4 separate regions of the Homo sapiens genome follow, and regions 1, 3 and 4 are each linked to region 2. Evidence: read pairs that join two places in POLR2A ChIA-PET (ENCODE). Cell type or tissue: MCF 10A. All regions are shown on one strand. Links, peaks and the distances in the headings refer to the core of each region. The heading gives the core; the rest is flanking DNA. Region 1 has its middle 5.2 kb from the start of MIR5197. Region 2 has its middle 92 kb from the start of NR3C1. Region 3 has its middle 57 kb from the start of ARHGAP26-IT1. Region 4 overlaps ARHGAP26 (Rho GTPase activating protein 26).

What was found. ChIA-PET counts read pairs that join two places held together with the same protein. Peaks named below come from ENCODE experiments on the same cell type or tissue, not always from the same donor. Only the 100,000 strongest peaks of a DNase experiment are listed, where the experiment ranks them.
Region 1: POLR2A ChIA-PET joins it to region 2 with 5 read pairs; 2 of 35 experiments call an interaction of 5 or more read pairs at or near these places.
Region 3: POLR2A ChIA-PET joins it to region 2 with 5 read pairs; 1 of 35 experiments calls an interaction of 5 or more read pairs at or near these places.
Region 4: POLR2A ChIA-PET joins it to region 2 with 5 read pairs; 1 of 35 experiments calls an interaction of 5 or more read pairs at or near these places.

Annotation. Positions count from the first base shown.
Region 1 is chr5:143,682,635-143,687,573 of GRCh38, reverse strand. No RefSeq gene overlaps it. Among named protein-coding and RNA genes, the nearest start is that of MIR5197, 5.2 kb to the right of the region's middle. In MCF 10A, for the core only: a CTCF peak has its summit at 1,960 (motif pointing right); no DNase peak of the experiment used is centred there.
Region 2 is chr5:143,493,423-143,498,361 of GRCh38, reverse strand. No RefSeq gene overlaps it. Among named protein-coding and RNA genes, the nearest start is that of NR3C1, 92 kb to the right of the region's middle. In MCF 10A, for the core only: no CTCF peak of the experiment used is centred there; DNase peaks (open chromatin) are centred at 2,371, 3,041 and 3,991.
Region 3 is chr5:143,247,008-143,251,946 of GRCh38, reverse strand. No RefSeq gene overlaps it. Among named protein-coding and RNA genes, the nearest start is that of ARHGAP26-IT1, 57 kb to the right of the region's middle. In MCF 10A, for the core only: no CTCF peak of the experiment used is centred there; a DNase peak (open chromatin) is centred at 2,576.
Region 4 is chr5:143,131,603-143,136,541 of GRCh38, reverse strand. It overlaps ARHGAP26 (Rho GTPase activating protein 26), which reads right to left. Exons shown (of 23, transcript NM_001135608.3): 19 at 2,437-2,575. Among named protein-coding and RNA genes, the nearest start is that of ARHGAP26-IT1, 58 kb to the left of the region's middle. RefSeq lists a silencer at 1,458-1,567. In MCF 10A, for the core only: no CTCF peak of the experiment used is centred there; DNase peaks (open chromatin) are centred at 2,071 and 2,641.

The sequences.
Region 1 (4,939 bases), core at 631-4,630, 190 kb before region 2:
GCAGCCATTAACTTGTCATTTAGCATTAGGTATATCTCCTAAAGCTATCCCTCCCCGCTCCCCCTACCCCACAACCGTCCCCAGAGTGTGATGTTCCCCTTCCTGTGTCCATGTGTTCTCATTGTTCAATTCCCACCTATGAGTGAGAATATGCAGTGTTTGCTTTTTTGTTCTTGGGATAGTTTACTGAGAATGATGATTTCCAATTTCATCCATGTCCTACAAAGGACATGAACTCATCATTTTTTATGGCTGCATAGTATTCCATGGTGTATATGTGCCACATTTTCTTAATCCAGTCTATCATTGTTGGACATTTGGGTTGGTTCCAAGTCTTTGGTATTGTGAATAGTGCTGCAATAAACATACGTGTGCATGTGTCTATAGCAGCATGATTTATAGTCCTTTGGGTATATACCCAGTAATGGGATGGCTGGGTCAAATGGTATTTCTAGTTCTAGATCCCTGAGGAATCGCCACACTGACTTCCACAATGGTTGAAGTAGTTTACAGTCTCACCAACAGTGTAAAAGTGTTCCTATTTCTCCACATCCTCTCCAGCACCTGTTGTTTCCTGACTTTTTAATGATTGCCATTCTAACTGGTGTGAGATGGTATCTCATTGTGGTTTTGATTTGCATTTCTCTGATGGCCAGTGATGGTGAGCATTTTTTCATGTGTCTTTTGGCTGCATAAATGTCTTCTTTTGAGAAGTGTCTGTTCATATCCTTTGCCCACTTTTTGATGGGGTTGTTTGTTTTTTTCTTGTAAATTTCTTTGAGTTCATTGTAGATTCTGGATATTAGCCCTTTGTCAGATGAGTAGGTTGCAAAAATTTTCTCTCATTTTGTAGGTTGCCTGTTCACTCTGATGGTAGTTTCTTTTGCTGTGCAGAAGCTCTTTAGTTTAATTAGATCCCATTTGTCAATCTTGGCTTTTGTTGCCACTGCTTTTGGTGTTTTAGACATGAAGTCCTTGCCCATGCCTATGTCCTGAATGGTAATGCCTAGGTTTTCTTCTAGGGTTTTTATGGTTTTAGGTCTAACATTTAAGTCTTTAATCCATCATGAATTAATTTTTGTATAAGGTGTAAGGAAGGGATCCAGTTTCAGCTTTCTACATATGGCTAGCCAGTTTTCCCAGCACCATTTATCAAATAGGGAATCCTTTCCCCATTGCTTGTTTTTGTCAGGTTTGTCAAAGATCAGATAGTTGTAGATATGCGGCGTTATTTCTGAGGGCTCTGTTCTGTTCCATTGATCTATATCTCTGTTTTCTACAACTCTTAAGATATTTAGGTAACCAAAATAGAATTAGCTAACACTGATCAAGAGAAGAAAACATGCAGGCTTGAAGTTTTTCATTCACAATCTACAGAGGAAGATTTATGTAGTCTAGTGGAGCATTTGACTAGATCATTTTTAAGGTCGCTTTTGATTCTCATGTCCTAGGATTTATCTAAGAGCTCCCAAGGAAAGGGGGATGATGGTGATTCACACATTTTGTCTGGTCCCTTTTATATGCCAGGTGTTCTACCCATGACTTTATGTTTATGACTTAATTTAACCCTCAAATCAGCTTAGTGATGCGGATGGTATTATGACCATTTTAGGGAGGAGGAAATTGAGCCTTCCCAAGGTAAGACAGTAAGTGGTAGAGCCAAGCTATGAACCCAGATCTACCCAACTCCAAAGCCCATCCTCCTCCTACTCCTCTAAGTCAATTCGTTCCTCTTCTCTTTTAGAATATATAGTCCTTATCGGCCACCTGATATTTGTGATTTAGAGAACCCCAGCATTGCATGTTAACTACCTTGATGGTGTTGTAAGAAAGGTTCAGGGGCATTTCAGAATTTTCATCAAAAGAAACATCATTTGATGCCCTGGGTGTCAAAGTTGTGGGTACCAAGTTTGTGAAGTATGCCTTTCTTCATGCAGATTGCCTTCCAAGAGAGGGCAGTCTATGCTTCCAGATAGTCAGGGCCCTGAGTTGTTTAATCCTTGCAATATCCAGCACAGTGATAGAATCAATAAATATTGGAATGAAAATAAGCTAGGCATAGAAAGGAATTGTTTGATCAGTGGCGGACTAAATTAAAGTCCTGTTGAATAGAGCACATTTTCCAGACTTTCCATAACACAAGTTGAAAATCTTGGCCCCACTGTTTTCATCTAGCACAGAGGAAATCACTTCTATTTGTGCAAATGGAAAATGTTTCTGTCTGAATAGTTGACAGATGTTGCTTTAGGCCAATGGTTCTCATCTCCATAAAACCTAAAGTCCTCTTTGTATATATAAAAGGTAATAACAGTTTCTTTACAATCCTACACAGAAATTTATAGATTATATAACCAATACAAAATTTTTAAAATAAGTACTCTATATATAATATGAAAGAGAGATAAAAGTAATTTGTAATAAAATAACACATTTCATCAGTAAAATCCTCAGGCATGACAACACTAGAAGACAGTTTTTAAAAGACACAGTTTAGGTTGGGCACGGTGGCTCATGCCTGTAATCCCAACACTTTGGGAGGCCAAGGCGGGTGGATCATGAGGTCAGGAGTTCAAAGCCAGCTTGGCCAAGATGGTGAAACCCTGTCTCTACTAAAAATACAAAAATTAGCCGGGTGTGGTGGCATGCACCTGTAATCCCAACTACTTGGGAGACTGAGGCAGGAAAATCGCTTGAACCTGGGAGGTGGAGGTTGCAGTGAGCTGAGATCACGCCACTGCACTTCAGCCTGGGTGACAGAGCAAGACTCCATCTCAAAAAAAAAAAAAAAAAAAGACACAGTTTATTACCATGGATATTGCTATTACTAATACTAATAGTATTACCATGAATGCACAGCCCAATGCAGATGGATGCAGGTGTGTTACATTGGACACTTGAAAACCTCTTATTGCATTGCTGTCCATGATGTGATTTTTTTTCCCCCAAATGATGAAAACCTCTTGGTAAAGTTCCAAACAAATCAAATACAATCTCCTTTGATTTATAAAGTAGTTGCATTCCTGAAAAATTTAGACTATATTAAACCTGTATACAATATTTTTTATTATGTCTGAAAGAGTTAAGTTTGAGACTCTAGGATGCCTGCTGGGACAGTTCTTTGTTGTATAAAACTATCCTATCTAGCCTCCCTGAGGCCCACTCACTAAATGCCAGTCACATCACTTCAATCATTCAGACTAGCAAAAATGCCACCACAATTTTTTTCTTTTTTTTTGAGACGGAGTCTTGCTCTGTTGCCCAGGCTGGAGTGCAGCAGCATGATCTCGGCTCACTGCAAGCTCTGCCTCCTGGGTTCATGCCATTCTCCTGTCTCAGCCTCCTGAGTAGCTGGGACTACAGTTGCCCACCACGACACCCAGCTAATTTTTTTGTATTTTTAGTAGAGACGGGGTTTCACCATGTTAGCCAGGATGGTCTCGATCTCCTGACCTCGTGATCCGCCCATGTCGGCCTCCCAAAGTGCTGGGATTACAGGCGTGAGCCACCGTGCCCAGCCCACAAATTTTTAAAGCATCTCTGAGGAGGTGTAATCAACCTCCTTGAGAATCACTGCTCTGTGTAGCCAAGTGAGGTCCTGAAAAGCTATGTGAAACTTGAATTTTCTTACTGGAATCTAAATTTTCATATATTAAGTTTACTTAAAGTGAGGTGCATTCTTAAAAAAGACAAAATGGATTTTGTGGCATGAACAAAGGTGTTCCTCATTCACTATAGGTAATGTTCTTTGCTCACCCTAGGCAGTAACAAAAGACACTACTGACTGATGCAACTCAAGTAAGGAGAATGCAGAGTTATCTTATGTGTGTACAGACAGCTGATAAACAAAGAGCAGGTGGACTACAAATATGATAAAGATGCACTGGCATAGGTTCAGGCATCTGTGTATTCAGCTGACTCAAAGACTAGGCAAAAGCCTTTGGCCGTCTCACAGGTTGTTGGGGTCAATTCAGGAAAAAGGTGAGCTCAGGGAAAGATGAATGTCAATAGTTGCTAAAAGTTTATTATGGAAACAAAGGATATGAGTCAGGGTAGAGTGTGGATAAGTAAATGTAAATGAAGGGTTAAACATGCTAGTGATGTCACAGTCAGCCCAGGTGAAGCTATCTAGTAAATATCGCTTCATGAATTACATTCTCTTGGATCTGGATTTTGACCCGGAGGAGCCACTGGTGGATGACACAGAACTATATTCCGCCCCTGCCCCCCTATCCTGGAGTGGTAGCAATGAGTTATGATTGGGATCATAATATTGGGAACACTGTTCCCAAGACACCTTCTCCTTCCTTTAAATCTCTGGAAAGCCAGCTCACTTCAGCTGTGTGAGGCAAACATCTGTTCACCATATTGCATTGGTCATAGTGGAGTCTGTTCATCTGTCTCTTTGGGAGAAGAAATGGTGGGCGTGATTCCACACAGATATCTTGGCAGGCTGATAAAGACCACCTTCCAAGCTCCCCAAGCTGGAGCCTTCCCTAAAACTAGCCATGCACAGCTCAGTCTTGCTGTAGTTTGCATGCCTGCAGCAGATTCCCTTCTTTAAGAAGTCTCTGCAAATCAGGCCCAGACAGACTCCATCGCCTATTCACCTAAAGTTCACTAGGCAATGTGCCTGGTGTCATTTGAGCAAGCTGCTTGGCAGCCAATTTTTTTTTAATGATATGATTGCCCAGGCTTTCAAATCCCATTATGAAACTGTTTATCCTTTAATCAGAGCTTTAAAAAAAAATTGACATTTTAGTTTGATGGAAAGAGATGTTGAGGAGAAATATTTGGAAAATTGCTCTATGGGGCCAGATGATGCAGTGAGTCACAATCACTGAACATATTTTGCAGGGAGGAGGTCTGTGGTTGTCCCCATTCTTCCCTGTCCCAGAGCTCTTAATGACAGGCAGTCACTGGCTATTAAGGAAATCAATCC
Region 2 (4,939 bases), core at 599-4,598:
TGGGTTCTGGAGAAGAGCACTCGGTATCTTGGACAGGAGGGAGATTTGTGTTGCTGGATTTCTCTATTTTGACTGTTTGAATTTTTGACCGAGATACTTTTCAATTTAAAAGACTAGAATATAAAAAGGCTGTTAAATGTAACACTGACTATATAAATGAATGTTTCTTTATATATAATCTTTGGAGCACAAATTTTTCATGGGGAATGTAAAACTGCCTTTTAAAATATGATGGGGAAACAGACTGTGGGAAATATTCACTGACTAGAAGAGAGAAGCAAGACTATTTTAGAAACTCCTCTGTCAGGGCAGCAGTGTAGAAAATAGTTGAGAGTGGTGACTTTGGAGTCAGACAAACCCACTGTCAAATCTTGGGTCTAACACTAATCCACTGTGTGATCTTTTGAGTCTCAGTTTCCTCATCCATAAAATGGGGCAATATTATCTATTTTGAAGTGAGGATATAATGAGATAAAATACCATAGAGTCTTGCACATACAAGCATTCAATAAATGGTTACAGCTATTTACCCTGATAAGGAAGTAGGTAGATGACTGATAGATAGATAGATAGATAGATAGATAGATAGATAGATAGATAGATAGATGTTGCTAAAAAGGTTCTAAATCAACCATTCTTCCTTTGTCCTCCTTTCTCTCTTCTATCAGCCCAGAGAACAACAGTCTTATACCTGTTGTCTAGATAGCATTGTAATAGCAGTACCAGCAAGCTTTGCAGTCACACTAACTAGCTGATGACCCTAGGCAAGTTTTAAGCTCTCTGAGTCTTTACATAATGCTAATAACAGGCCAACTGCAGTGGGTCACACATGTAATCCCAGTACTTTAGGAGGCCAAGGTGAGAGGATCACTTGAGCCCAGGAGTTCAAGACCAGCCTGGGCACCATGGCAAAACCCCCTATCTCTAAAAATTACAAAAATTAGCTGGGCATGGTGGTGCTTGTCTGTGACCCCAGCTACTCGGGAGGCTGAGGCAGGAGAATCACTTCAACCCAGGAGGCAGAGGCTGCAGTGAGCCGAGATTGCACCATTGCATTCCACTGTGGACAACAGAGCAAAACCCTGTCTCAAAAAAAAAAAAGTAATAACAATATCTACCCATAAGGGATTATGCAGACCAAAACAAAATAGCCATGGTCCCTGCTCTCATCAAACAATCTAGGATCCCCTGCAAATAGCCTAGCATGACTAATCCTATGAGGGTCCTCCACAAACATTTGTTAATTCATTGAACCTATGACTTTCCAGGAAAGGCATCTATACATACCATGAGGTTTTTTTTCCAAATTACTCAACTACCATTTTACCAAACAACTCCAATTTGTGTTAACTTTTCAGGCCCAAGCATGTGTATTTGCCTTTAAACTACACGCATTTCCTTCACTTCTCATTTCATCAAACTATACAATTGGAATCACTCTTTTATTCTCTAGCTTTCACTATCATTCTTGTTCTCTCTCAATCTCTTTTTTTTTTTTTTCTGAGACAGTCTTGCTCTGTTGCCCAGGCTGGAGTGCAGTGGCATGATCTCAGCTCACTGCAACCTCCGATTCCCAGGTTCAAGTGACTCTCCTGCCTCACCCTCCTGAGGAGCTGGGATTACAGGCGCCCGCCACCACGCCAAGCTAAATTTTGTATTTTTAGTAGAGACGGGGTTTCACCATGTTGACCAGGCTAGTCTCGAACTCCTGATCTCAAGTGATCCACCCACTTCAGCCTCCCAAAGTGCTAGGATTACAGGTGTGAGCCACCGCACCTGGCCTCTTGCTCTCTCCTAATAGTTATCCAACTCAGACTACCAAAGTGCGCTCACATCATGGTCCACTACATCTAGCAACTCAATTCTGTCTCCAAAAGGAAAGAGTTTCTCTCTCCTCACTTCAAACTGAAAAGTCCCAGGGATGGTCTCTGGCTGGCCCAGCCTGGAACTGGAAGAGCGATAAATGTAGGGCTGGAAAGCACACGCATAACTAGAGGAGAAATTATTGCACTTTGGTCTCCTCCCCCAATTTGGATCTACCAAATGTAAAACAAATATCTGAATAGTCAGCCTTTCTTTTTATTAAAAAAATTGTTGTGCTGCTTAAATTAACACAGTGCACTGTGCACTCCCCTTTGCATGTGTAGACACAACCCTTTTTAAATCTGTATTAAAAAATAGAATTGGCAATGGCTTTTGCTCCCGCTTGAGCTTGCCAAAAAAGGTTGGAAATGAGCATGCCTCTTCCTGTCTCTCTTGGCTCTGCTCCCTATTAGGATTTGATAGAGACAGAATCTTTCTCTTCCTCAACTTTCCCTGGAGCTGTAAGTGGGCTAAGGGGTGGAGTTTGGGAGAAGGGCACCACCTTTCACAATCCAGAAGTTAGGGATGTAGAAATATCAGGTGCTGGCGACAACATTTTGGAGCTTCTGAGCAAGTTCCCATGCTGTTGTTTAATCCTTAATCATCTCTCTTGGCATACTTCCCATTGCTACTGCTTGCATAAAATTGGAAGGAGCTGATTGCCTCAATCTGTATTTTCTATAAGGCCATGCTTACTTAGCGCAAAACCCACAGGGACTCCTCATATAATTGTTTTGACCCTAATAGGCTGTTTTCTTTGCTTCCAAGAAATCTCTTCTATCTTCCCCTTACATTCTAAAATAGTCTTAGTCCCAAGTGACAGTCAAGAACATGGGGGATACCTAAACATTTCCTGTAGAGAAATAAGATGTTAGTTGAATTCCATACCCATCTCTCTGAATGGGACTAATTATCAATGGGGGCTGTTGCCATGAGCAGGATTCTTTATGGAAATTACCTTAACTATTTTGTTTTTCCTAAAGACTACTCCGGTGGCAAAGAAGAATCATTACTCTTCAAAGTTCCTATACCAAACAATAAAAATAAAATGTCTGCTCATTCCAGCTAGTTAAAATTGAAATTTGAGGGCTCTGGTAATCTAAAACATGTCACTCAACTGTAGGCTGTCTCAGAAAAAAAAGTTCACTGCACTCTTCAGGAATGAAAGTACAAGATCCACCCAAGTTATTGCGTAAACCAAAATGCTCAAGGCTAACCCCATGCAAATATAGAGAAGGCCAACCTTTAGATGCTATCCTTTTTTTTCAGAGACCCTTCCCTAAAATCTTTCTAATGCTTGAATTCTCTCATTTATGAAAACTGCCTTAAAATTCCCAGTATCCACAGGAGCAAAGGTACAATCAGTCCCTAACAGCTTGCAGTCAATTTGTGTCTTAAATCTTTCCTTACATTGAAATTAACAATGTTTTATTTCTGTTGCCTTCTTTTTGTAGATTTTACTATAAGGAGACAGATACATAGACATAAGCATGTATTACTTGGAAAAAAATGTTTACTTTCTTACTCCATAATATAATGTGGTAGCACACACTTCTTCCTAGGAAGAAGTATATTAGGTTGAATGTGGAGAGACAGAAACTAAAAGGCATAGAGCACCTAATCCACAGTAGTATTGAGCAGGATGAGTCAGGTAAGGTGGCAACACAGTATGAGGGGGACACACCAATTTCAGCAGGAGACATTTTTGACTGTTATCTCTAATGACCTACATATACCTGCTCTTCAAGATTAACAGGTTTCTGAAATAATGTTGGGACTTTGAGTCTCATTCCACATCCATTGCAATGAATTCTTTAAAAATCGGAATGATTTTCCAATCTTGAAAGCACTGCAGAGAGACAACAGGACTAGTACAGCTTCAGTCAGGTATCCACACTTGAACCAATCAGGTAGGACCAAGAATGCAAACATGGGTGCATGGGAGCCCACGGGGGCAGACTGAAGAGAAGTTCTTAGGGGAAAGAAGGGTCAAAGGAATTCTGTGACTTGCATGGCTTTGGGGAAAGTACTTTAGCCTGTATGAGCCTCTGCTTACCAGTCATGGATTATACTTTCTACTTACTGTAAGGAACACTGCCTTATAAATACCAAACTGCTAGTCAAGGATGCTGGGGCCTGAGTTGGCAGTAAGTTTAAGATGACTCACCAGTGTTATAAGGCTACCAAATGAGCAAGCTTGATCTTGGGACATAATAATATACATGTATACATTAAAATGAGAAAAAATGACAGCCTCCCTCCATTTGATAAAAATCTGATTCTCCTGGAATAGAGCCTTCGATCTGAGGTGCCTCATTAACAGGAATATTGGCAAACTGGAACAGGTGGTGGAACTTAATCTCTCTTTACAACATGCCATTGTATCAGTTCAAAAGCCTTTTTTAAAAAACTCTAATCCAGACGGTCTTAAACAGTTGAAAATGTATTTATTCGTGTTTACATAGCAAGGTGTCTAGAGGCAGGTAGTTTCTGGCACTGAGTGAGTGGTCCAGTGATGTTAAGGCTGTCATCTCTGTGATTCTCTTGACCTTTTCTTGACCTCATGGTTGCAAGATAACTGTCAGAGCTCCAGATATCTCATCAATGTTCAAAGCAGGAAAAAGAAGAGGAAGATTGTTACTAGCTTGATTTGTTCATATTATCAGAAATACAAAAACTTTCTCTGAAAAAATTCCAAAAGACTTTTGCTTATATCTCATTCATAGAACTGTGTCTCAAGTACACCATCAACTGCAGCTGAGGCTAGAAAGATGAGTATTGGGCAGAAGATGGCAAGGAAGAACAATAATTGCAATATTTCAGCTAAAGGGCATTGTCTGCCACAATTGGCACTATTGCCTTTCCCTTTTGGGAAAAAGAAAATATTTCACATACATGAAAAAGAATAGGATTGGTCTAGATTTATCAGATGTCCACCCACTCCTGATCGAATCAGCTAACGTTTAGATACAAGCCTGGCTGTAGAAGGTTCATTACTATAAAAAATTGTCATATGTGTACCTATACAACCATACATGGCTAAAAAATAAAACATCACAAATCCAGTTGGAGCCTC
Region 3 (4,939 bases), core at 441-4,440, 250 kb after region 2:
GAGCACAATTATGTCTGGTCTTTTCACTTATGTGGACCAATAAAATCCTTTTCATTGAAGCCATTCTGAGTTGTGTTTCTTTCACTGGCAACCAAAGAGTATCAGTAAGTAGCATACCAAGAGCAGGGTGGTATGCTCATCATTATACCCTGCATCATCAGTCCACCCTGCAGGGAGGAGTGTTTTATCATAACCTTGTTTAGAATCACCAGCTCGTAATAAGAAGGACACCAGCCTTTAGTTGATTTTATCTGTTTAAATTCTGTATAGACAACACACCTCCTTACTGCCAGCCCAGGACACACTGCTCCCACTCTCTCCTCCCGCCCTGTCCCTACCATTCCCCAACTCTGCCTTGGTCTGACAAATGCAGTAGAAGGAAGAGGAACTTTAGATTTTGAATCCATATGATCTCAGACAGACTAATTCAATCACTTCATCTTATCAGTGAGAAACCGAAACTCGAAGGAGGGAATATATTTGACCAAGGTCTAACTTGCACTTGTCCACAATGCAGTAAGAATGAGAAGCATAGTGCCTGGGAACCTGTGAAACAGATGACCAAGACTCAACAGAAACCCTTTGTGGGCCTGGCGCATTTCTGCTCCTAGGGCTTTTGCTATCCACTGGATGTGGGTATGGGTAGGGAACTTTCTCATCTACTGCTTTCATGCTCAAAAATTTGGCAACTGCCATCAGTTTCAAAGGACTGGCCTATTTTTATGCAAAGATACTGGCACTTGCCTGGGTCCTTGTTTTAAACACAACTGAGTAGTGGGGTTGGAGAAGTAGAAACCTCACCAAATGCCAGGTGGCACCTCACACTGGCACACACCATCTTATGATCTGGCCTCCCAGAGGGGCTTTTGTGATGGAGAAGCTACAGGGACTGCTCCTGAGACAGTTGAGAGAGGGGCCCACCGGCAGTTACAGGTTCACATGTGTTGATGAGGGATAAGATTCTAAACCTGCCCCTCCTCTGTCACAAAGTTAGATGACTGGGAAACAATCAAATCCCCACTGTATTTCCCATCCCCCCAAAACATCTTTCCCCAGAGTTGCCCTTCCCCTTGGTTAGTTGTAAAGCAAACAGAAAGGCCAGCCTCCCCCATTTCTGCCCATATTCATTATTTTTGTCTTGCTAGGTAATGAACTGCTGAAGTAAGTTACCTGGGACAAGAAGGAAAGGGTGGAGAGGGAAGAAAGTCCTGTACTGTGTTATAAGGTCTATTTTCTGTTGACCACCTGGCCTTAGATGCCTGTTTATAAGCAAGGTCCAGTATCTGAAAGATACAGGTTCAAATCTGAGCTCTATCAGTTACAGACTTTGTGACTCTGGGCAAAAACTCCATGCTTCTGTTTTCTCATCTGTAAAATGGAGATCATTATATCAACTTCATATGGTGCTAGAGTGAAATGAAGACAGTGGTTCTCTCTTCAGTGTTCATGAACCACAGATAAGTTCCTTTCCCACATTTTCACAGTCATAGGATCCAGTAAGGAAGGCCCGAGTGATACTTGCTGGGTCACTGAGCTGGTGATGCCTGGGCTCAGCTCCAGACATGCTGGGTCCCAGGCCTGAGCTTGTGTCTTCAAACTAGGAATACATCAATTACTTAATTATTGCTGGTACAAAACAGGGTCTAAGGAAGGCCAGGCTCAAGAGCACAGTTAAAAAAGAAATCCCCTCCACAGCTGCCCTTGCCCTGGTTGGGGTGGAGGCCAGCAGGCCCCTCATTGCCAGGTAGGAAGCATTAGATACGCCTGATGAGCTAGAAGCTTTCTTTTTTAACAATGAAGTAGAGGCAAGGTGTTCTAACTCCCCGTCCAGAGAAGAGGCAGGAAAGCTAGAACTTGCAGTGAATAGTCCTTTAGTCATTTATAAAGAATCTTCCAAACTATTCCTGGGCCAGGAAAGTCCCTCTATTAGGCTTCTTCAGCAGGACATGGCTAGCTACCTGTCTTGCCAGGGAATTTTCTCATTCATTGTTTAAGTCTGGAGTGGTCAGTGAGAGGAATGGTTTTTTGTCCTACTTTTCTGGTCCAAGGGAAGAGGGCACCTCAGCAATAAGCCTCTTCATGGATGGAGACATCTTTAGGTCACAGCTGAAATGCAGCTCCCCTTTGGAGCAGTCTCTGACCCACCCCCCACACTCTCATGGCACCATGAATATCTCCTTCACAGCTCTCACATCTTTCATTTTTGTTAATTTCTTTATTTGTGCACATTTTACAAATGCAAATAATTCCTTTCATGACTATCTTCTCTACAGGACCATGAGTGTTAACAGAGCAGGAAGAGGGTCTATCTTAATTATAACTCTGTAGCCCCAGGAGTTAGCATATCGCCTGGAACCTGGTAGATGCTAATAAGTGTGTGTTGAATGAGTCTCATGCATGCACCTATGGGTGAATGGATGTGTAACCCAGGCTCTGCTGCTCCTGGTTATAGATAGTTGGGTCAGTCACTTCACTTCTTTGTGCTTCAGCTTCAACAGTCACCAAGGACATGACTTCTGGACTTCTTTGTGATACTAAAATGCTGAGTCAGGGAGGGTAGGGCTAGAAAGGGCTGGAAGCAAGTTAATGTCCATGAGTCAGTCTCCCATAATAAGCAAAAACTGAGGGAGGATTTCCAAGTTTCCAGCTGGCAGTTAGGTTAAAAAGATAAAAAGTGTCATGTTGCAATCTGATTGATTGACTTCAGATATCTTCATATCCTCAGCAAGTTCACAGCCCTCCACCAGGAATCCCCAGTGGGGATTCCTGGCCAAAATCAACCTGGAGGTTTGGTTCAACAGAAGCTGAACAGACATTCTCCTAGAAAGGGAACCAGAGAGAACAAGAAGGGAAATGACATGCACAGTAGGCCTCGCATTAGTCGGAACATCTCTTCTTTTGTGTTTGGGGCACCACCCTCTACCCTCCAAGTCCCTCACTCCTCTCTCTCCTCTCCACCTACCAGTGCTGCTCCAAACACTGTGCTCAAGCCTCAGGAAGGTTCTAGAATCTCTGGACACAGTTTCAGTCCATGGGCTCTGTAGTGAAGATGTGGTCTTGCAGCAGACACAGAGAAATACTTTTTGGTGGCACAACTCAAGGGCGTCATTTCAAACTGGGGGGCTCATGAGTGTCAATTTAAAAAGATCCCCCTCCTTCCTTCTATGAACCATTCCTAGTCCTGAATTTTAACCTGAAATAGACCCATGGTGGCTGTTAGCTAATCTGATAAACTCATCTCTGTCCTCTCTCTGAGTAAGAACAGTTTATGTAGATATTGAAATCAAAATACACTTACCGTATAAACAAACAATTCCATTTTTAATATGTTACAGCTGTGCTTCACGTAAAGTATGAACTGATATGTTCAAGGGCATTCATTGAAACTTTATTGTAATAACAAAAGTTAGAACGGAGCTTAAGTATCCCTCACCATGAAAGTAAATAATTTTACTCCCATGTGATTCACTGCAGTTTTACACAGCCATTAAAAAGTATGAGGCAGGCAGGTCTCTATGTATTGATGTAGAAAAATCTTCAAGAATATTAAAATGAAAAAAAGCAAGACACAGAATAGTGTTGAGAATGGGTTAGCGTTTGTGTAAAAATTAGCATATACTTAGATGCCTGTGGTATATGGGTTGAATTGTGCCCTTCCCAAAATTCAAATGTTGAGATCTTAACCCCTAGTACCTCCAACTGTGATTTTCTTTGGAGATAGGGTGTTTAAAGAGATAATCAAGTTAAAATAGGGTCATTAGGTTGAACCCTAATCCAATAAGACTGGTGTGCTGAATAAAAAGGGAAAATTTGGACAGACAGGTACACAGGGAGAACGCCTTATGAATATGAAGACAGAGATCAAGGTGATGCTTCTACAAGCCAAGGAACTGGCAAAGATTGATAGAAAACCACCAGGAGCTAGGAGAAAGGCATGGAATAAATTCTCCCTCACAATCTTCAGAAGAAACCTACTCAGCCCACACCTGGATCTCAGACTTCCAGCTTTCAGAGCTGTGAGATAATAAATTTCCAGTTTGTGGCACACTGTTACAGCAACCCTAGAAACTAATATAGCATATCTATCTATCTATCTATGTGTCCACCCAACCAACCATCTAACCATCCATTCATCCATCCACCCACCTACCTGCTACCTATCTATCCATCTATCCAACCATCTAACCATCCATCCATCTGCCCACCCGACCACCTACTGTCTATCCATCCATCCATCCATCCATCCATCCATCCAACCATCTAACCATCCATCCATCCATCCACCCATCCACCTACTATCTAGCTATCCATCTACCTACCCACCTACTATCCATCCATCCATCCATCCACCCACCTACTGTCTATCTAGCCAACCATCTAACCATCCATCCATCTAGCCACCACCCACCTACTATCAATCTGTCCATCCATCCATCCATCCAACCATCCATCCATGCAACCATCTAACCATCCATCCATCCACCCACCTACTATCTATCCATCCATCCATCCAGCCATCTAACCATCCATCCATCCAGCCATCTAACCATCCATCCATCCACCCACCCACCTACTATCTATATATCCATCCATCCAACCATCTAACCATCCATCCATCCATCCACCTACCCACCTACTATCTATCTATCAATCAGTCATCATCTATCTATCTATCTATCTATCTATCTATCTATCTATCTATAGATACATCCATACACTTATGTATACACACACACAAAATATTTTTGTGTATATTTGTGTGTATCTGTCAATATAAGATATGGAAAAAAATACACATTTTAAAAAGCCTGGTCAGGCATGGTGGCTCATGTCTGTAATCCCAGCACTTTGGGAGGCTGAGGCAGGCAGATCACTTGAGGCCAGGAGTTCGAGACCAGCAAGGCGAACATGGTGAAACCCTGTCTCTACTAAAAATACA
Region 4 (4,939 bases), core at 263-4,262, 360 kb after region 2:
CACACAGACACCCATATAAATTGCAGTTAAAGAACACACAGACTTGCAGTTAAAATGTTTATTCTCTGAGAAAGGAGGGAAAGTTAGGCTCCCTACAAATATCTGAGCATATCTGTATGCTCCGGTCATGTTTCCAGGGAGCATTTCCTAACATTTAGAGAAAGGCCCTATTGTTCACTGTCTTCTCCTTTTGCATCCCCTGTCTACCATCTGCAGACATGGACAGAGCAGCTTGCTCTGCAGCTGAGACAGACCTGCTTTCACACATCCTTAACTTTCATCCTCTGCCTTGTGTGATAAAATTAATCTTGGACAAAGATCTAGCTGATTTTCTCCTGATCTCCATCTTCATTCTTATGAGCTCCCAGAGAATGCTTTAAAGCCTATTCCAAAGCTGCTTCTGCTTCATTCTAACCACATACCCAGCACTATTTTAAGCTTAGGGAATTTACCAATACTGTCTAGCCTCTCCTAATCTACACCGTACACTGATAAGTACAAAACATTAGGTGACCGTGGCTGTCCTGGAAACCTGAGAAGCACATTACCCCATAGCCTGATGCCTCATTCATTCAGCAGGTGTGAGTGAGGCCAGTTCTGTTCCAAGTGTTCCCTGGTACACTCGCAGGGGCCCAGGCCACGTGCAGACCACAGTGAGAATGACCCCAGCCAGATATTTAAAAGGAACACAGGCTACTGTTAGAAGGAAAGCCAATCCCAGGACAGGGTCAAAGTCCTGAAACGTTGTATATCTGTTGACCTAGAAATTATTCTAAGAATTTATCTAAAGAAATGTTCATGAAAAAAGAGCAGATTTAGTTACAAGGATGTTAATAGTAGCTTTACTTATAAAAGCAAAATATTTGAAACAACCCGAATGATGCTAAATATACCAAGGTACAGCCACATGATGAGATTCAATGACATCTTGAAGTGCAGTAAGGGTTTTGGGATGGGGAAGGTTTGCTTTTAGAAGTTATGGTAAGGAAGGCCACTACTTTAGAAATACAAGGGGATTAAATAAGCACCTTTTTGGTGACAAAAAGAAAGATACCAATCCAGATATGAAGCCTCTCCTCTTCAAGGCAAAGTAGCTCACTGTCCTGCCTCTGTCCCTTTACTGTACCTCACAGAAACGAGTTATAATAATGATGATGATGGCAATACCTGTGCCATTACCACCCAGCATTTACTGAGCACTGACTCTGCTCCTGGCAACATTTGAAGGGCCTTAATCCTCAGAACAACCCCATGAAATAGAAAGCATCAACCCTATTTTGCAGAAAAGGAGAATGGGGCCCTGAGATATTAGGTAACTTCCCAAGCCACTCACTGCTGATGAGCAGCAGAGGCAGAATCACACCCAGACGACCTGGGGCCAGAGTGTGTTTAACCACTGTGTTCTGCTACCTCTCTCAATGTGTATATCTCTAATGAAGCAGCTGTGATGCTGACTCACATTTGTAGTCACTTGTCTACCTTCCTTACTCAGTTTTGAACTCCTTAAAGCCAAGGTCCCATGCTTATATTCCCAGTCCCTGGTAGGTGTCGTGTAAACGTCAGCTGCATGAATGAACCATCCTTGGTTATCTGTGTGTGATTAAACGGTAACCAATAATGGTAGTAGCTGCTCTCAGTAATTGGCCCTTGCCATGTCCCAGGCCTTATGCCAGATGCTGAAATGCATAATTTCATTTAATTCGCATAACTTCCTATGAGTGGGTCCTATTATCCCTATTTTACAGATGAGCAAATGGAGGCTCTCTTAGAGCAAAGGCTGAAACAATACTGTATATTTTAGGGGTCAGTACCTGATCATTGCAAAGAACTCAGAAATCCTGAGATGAAAAACGGATGTGATATAATTGTGGTGATAACACACTGGTATTTGGAACAAGTAAGGTATTGTTCCCTAATTAATTCACTAATGAATTTCAAATATTTTTAGGTGTCGACTCCATGCCAGGCACCATGAAAGGTGGAGTAAAAGATCAAGCCGTACAAGGTCCCACCCTCACAGAGTCACATTCTAGTAGGGCATGTGACTCACACTAATGGGTATTTCATTACAACCGAGAAAAGGAAAGGACACTGGATCTATGGGAATTGCTAACAAAAGGGGAGCTTAAGAAGCAGTGCCTGAGCTCAGCTCTTATTGTGTAGGAGCAGGAGGAAAAGAGACTCAGCTGTTTGTCCACAGGTGATCTGGAAAGAGAATCCTCAATGGCAGCCCTTCTCTTTCATTCTCAATAATATTGCTTCCTGTCCTATCAGGGTTACTCAGCAAAGGCACTTGGGAGGGCACAATGATACAGTCTTCAAGGACACAAAAAGCCAGTAGCACACAGAGAAAAGCTGGAAGTGTCCACCCTGAGCCGTGCAGGTAGCATGGGATGTCCCTGAATGCCACGCTGGCCCTATGCAGCAAAGACTCACGTTTCTCTGTTGACTGAACGGTGTGGAAGAGCGTCAGGGGCCTCTCGCTGCAGGACGGGGGCTTGGAGTCACTGCTCTTCTTCCGAGACAGGTGCAGCTGGGCATTGGTGAGAGGCATATCGGGCACGGTGTTAAATATCTGCAAACGAAGTTTCACAACAAGGTTACTCACATCTGTGGACTGGGAAGAAAACAGGCCTGAAGCAGTACAACGGAAAGCTTGGCAGTGTCTTGGAATTAGCAAGAAAAGATCCGAGAAGACCACTGGCAGTTGTTCAAGACTTCATTTTAAACTTTTCTAGGAAATGGCATTAAACATTCTTGTTTGGAAGCTTATCCCAGAGTTTGATAACCACCCACTTCCATTTCTAACCTCTTCTGCCACAATTTCCACTAAGCGTCTTTTTATTGTTCTCTCCAGGGAAAAAGAAAGCAGCTGTGCTCAATAGAAGCCACTGTCTGTTAACAGCACTTGAAGTTTTTTGACTACCTTTGTCCAGAACCAATGAATCAAAAATTCCTTTATTTTTCTCCATTGGTTCTAAGTTCTTAACAATTACTTCACAACTTTCTTAAACTGTGAAACATGTATTTAAATAACATTTCACAAAGGGTCCCAGGGCAGGGCACCATTTCCCAATCCTCATCAATTGTCCTCAGCTGCAGCATCCTTTTCTAGTTCAGCAGCTCCGTGTTATCTGTGATGCTGAGCTTTTCCTCGTTTATCTTGATAAAAGTAACACACACACACCCACACACGTACTATGGACAATTTGAAAAATGCAGAAAAGTCTCAAGAAGAAAACAAAAAATTATCCCGATTTTACCACCTAGAGATAACCACTGTTAGCATTTAGGTTTTATTTATTTATAAGCTTTTTTTTTGGAGGAGGGGCTTTTATTCTTCTAAAAGTTCATGCTAAAAAATGAGAAGAAAATGATAGAAATCATGACAACTCTCATCTTTATTTCTACAGATAAAAGTATGGCAGACTTTAATAATTATAATAGCTAATACTTATATGGTGCTTACCATGATTATAGTAGCCACCACTTATTGCAGACTCCCTTAGGTACCAGTCGTCACACTGTGTACTTTTCATGTAGCTCACTCAGTTCTCAGCAATCCTGAGCAACAGGTAATGTCCTCAGCATTTTATAATGAAGAACTAAGGCTCAGGGAGGTTCAGTAGCCACAATTGTAGATACAATTTCAGAAGATAACAGTTTTTTTTTTTTTTTTTACCCCAGATTCCTTTTTAAATGGATACAATAATACTGATGCTCATTCATTCAATCAACACACACCTTTTAAGCATCTCTTTTATAGTAGGCACTATGGGTCTAACAGTGAAGGAGGCAAACACGTTCTGTGGTTAGAGAGTCTGCCCTCCTGTAGCTATGGTTTACTGAGTCCTTGCCACACCAGGCACTAAGTTAAATGCTTTGTATGAATTATTCCAGTTAATGTTAACACACACTTTTCATCATTGAAATTATATTCTTTATTCTGTTTGTATCATATAATTTCATCTAACATTATACAGTATTTCCTCATTCATTAAAAAAATCTTCAGACATGATTCTTAATGGCTGCATAACACCCCCACTATATATTGAAAAATCAAAATTTATGGATCCACTCATTACCATCTCTTATTCTTTGAAGTTGGTCTCCTCCCTCCTGAGTTTTCTCCTTCCTAACAGTCTCTGATGTGTCTAGGGCCACCTTTCACCCATGAGTGGCCCTAGACACATCAGTCTTTCTCATGGTCCTCTCTCCTTTTCTGTGTGCATTTAAAAACAGAACTCAAAAGCCGATGTGTAGGAAACAAAATCATAAGAATTATGAGAATTTCAGCCCAAACAGCTGCTCTCCATGGGTTGGCGGGTCCTCGGGCTCCAATGATGCCAGCCAGCTGGTTAAATCAGTCTCACTCCGAAACACAGCTGTCTGAAAACAGCAGTATCATATCTTCCCTAGAGGACTGAAAATTTTCAACAAGATAAACTGAATCACTACACGTAGCTGAGTTCAACTGGGGCAAGGGAATAAGAAGAGAAGGAAACCAAGTAAAAGCAAGAAAAAACTCCTAACTTCCCGAGCAGCTGGAACCCCAAAAAACAAGTTTACCAGTGCTATAAACATCTCTAGTCTCTTACTGAGCCTCTATAATAGAAAGAAAAGCTCAAGGACTGCAACCTCTAAGAAGCTTTCTCCCTACTGTTTATTTTGGCCATCCCCTGGTGACAACCTCACTGTGTACCATTATCATTGACATTTAAAAATGGCTACTATGTATGAGTTTTGCACCTACCAGGCACTATGCTAGGCAGATGCATCCCATGATGCATCTCTAAGCTGGAGGCCAACAGCATAGCAAGTTGGATGACTATCTTACAATGCCACACAGCTAAGCAGGAGAGTGACCAGGAGTGAAGTCCCAGGGCTGCAGCAGCCATTCATTTGGCTAATCTCCAGGCAATCTTCACTACAAAAGCT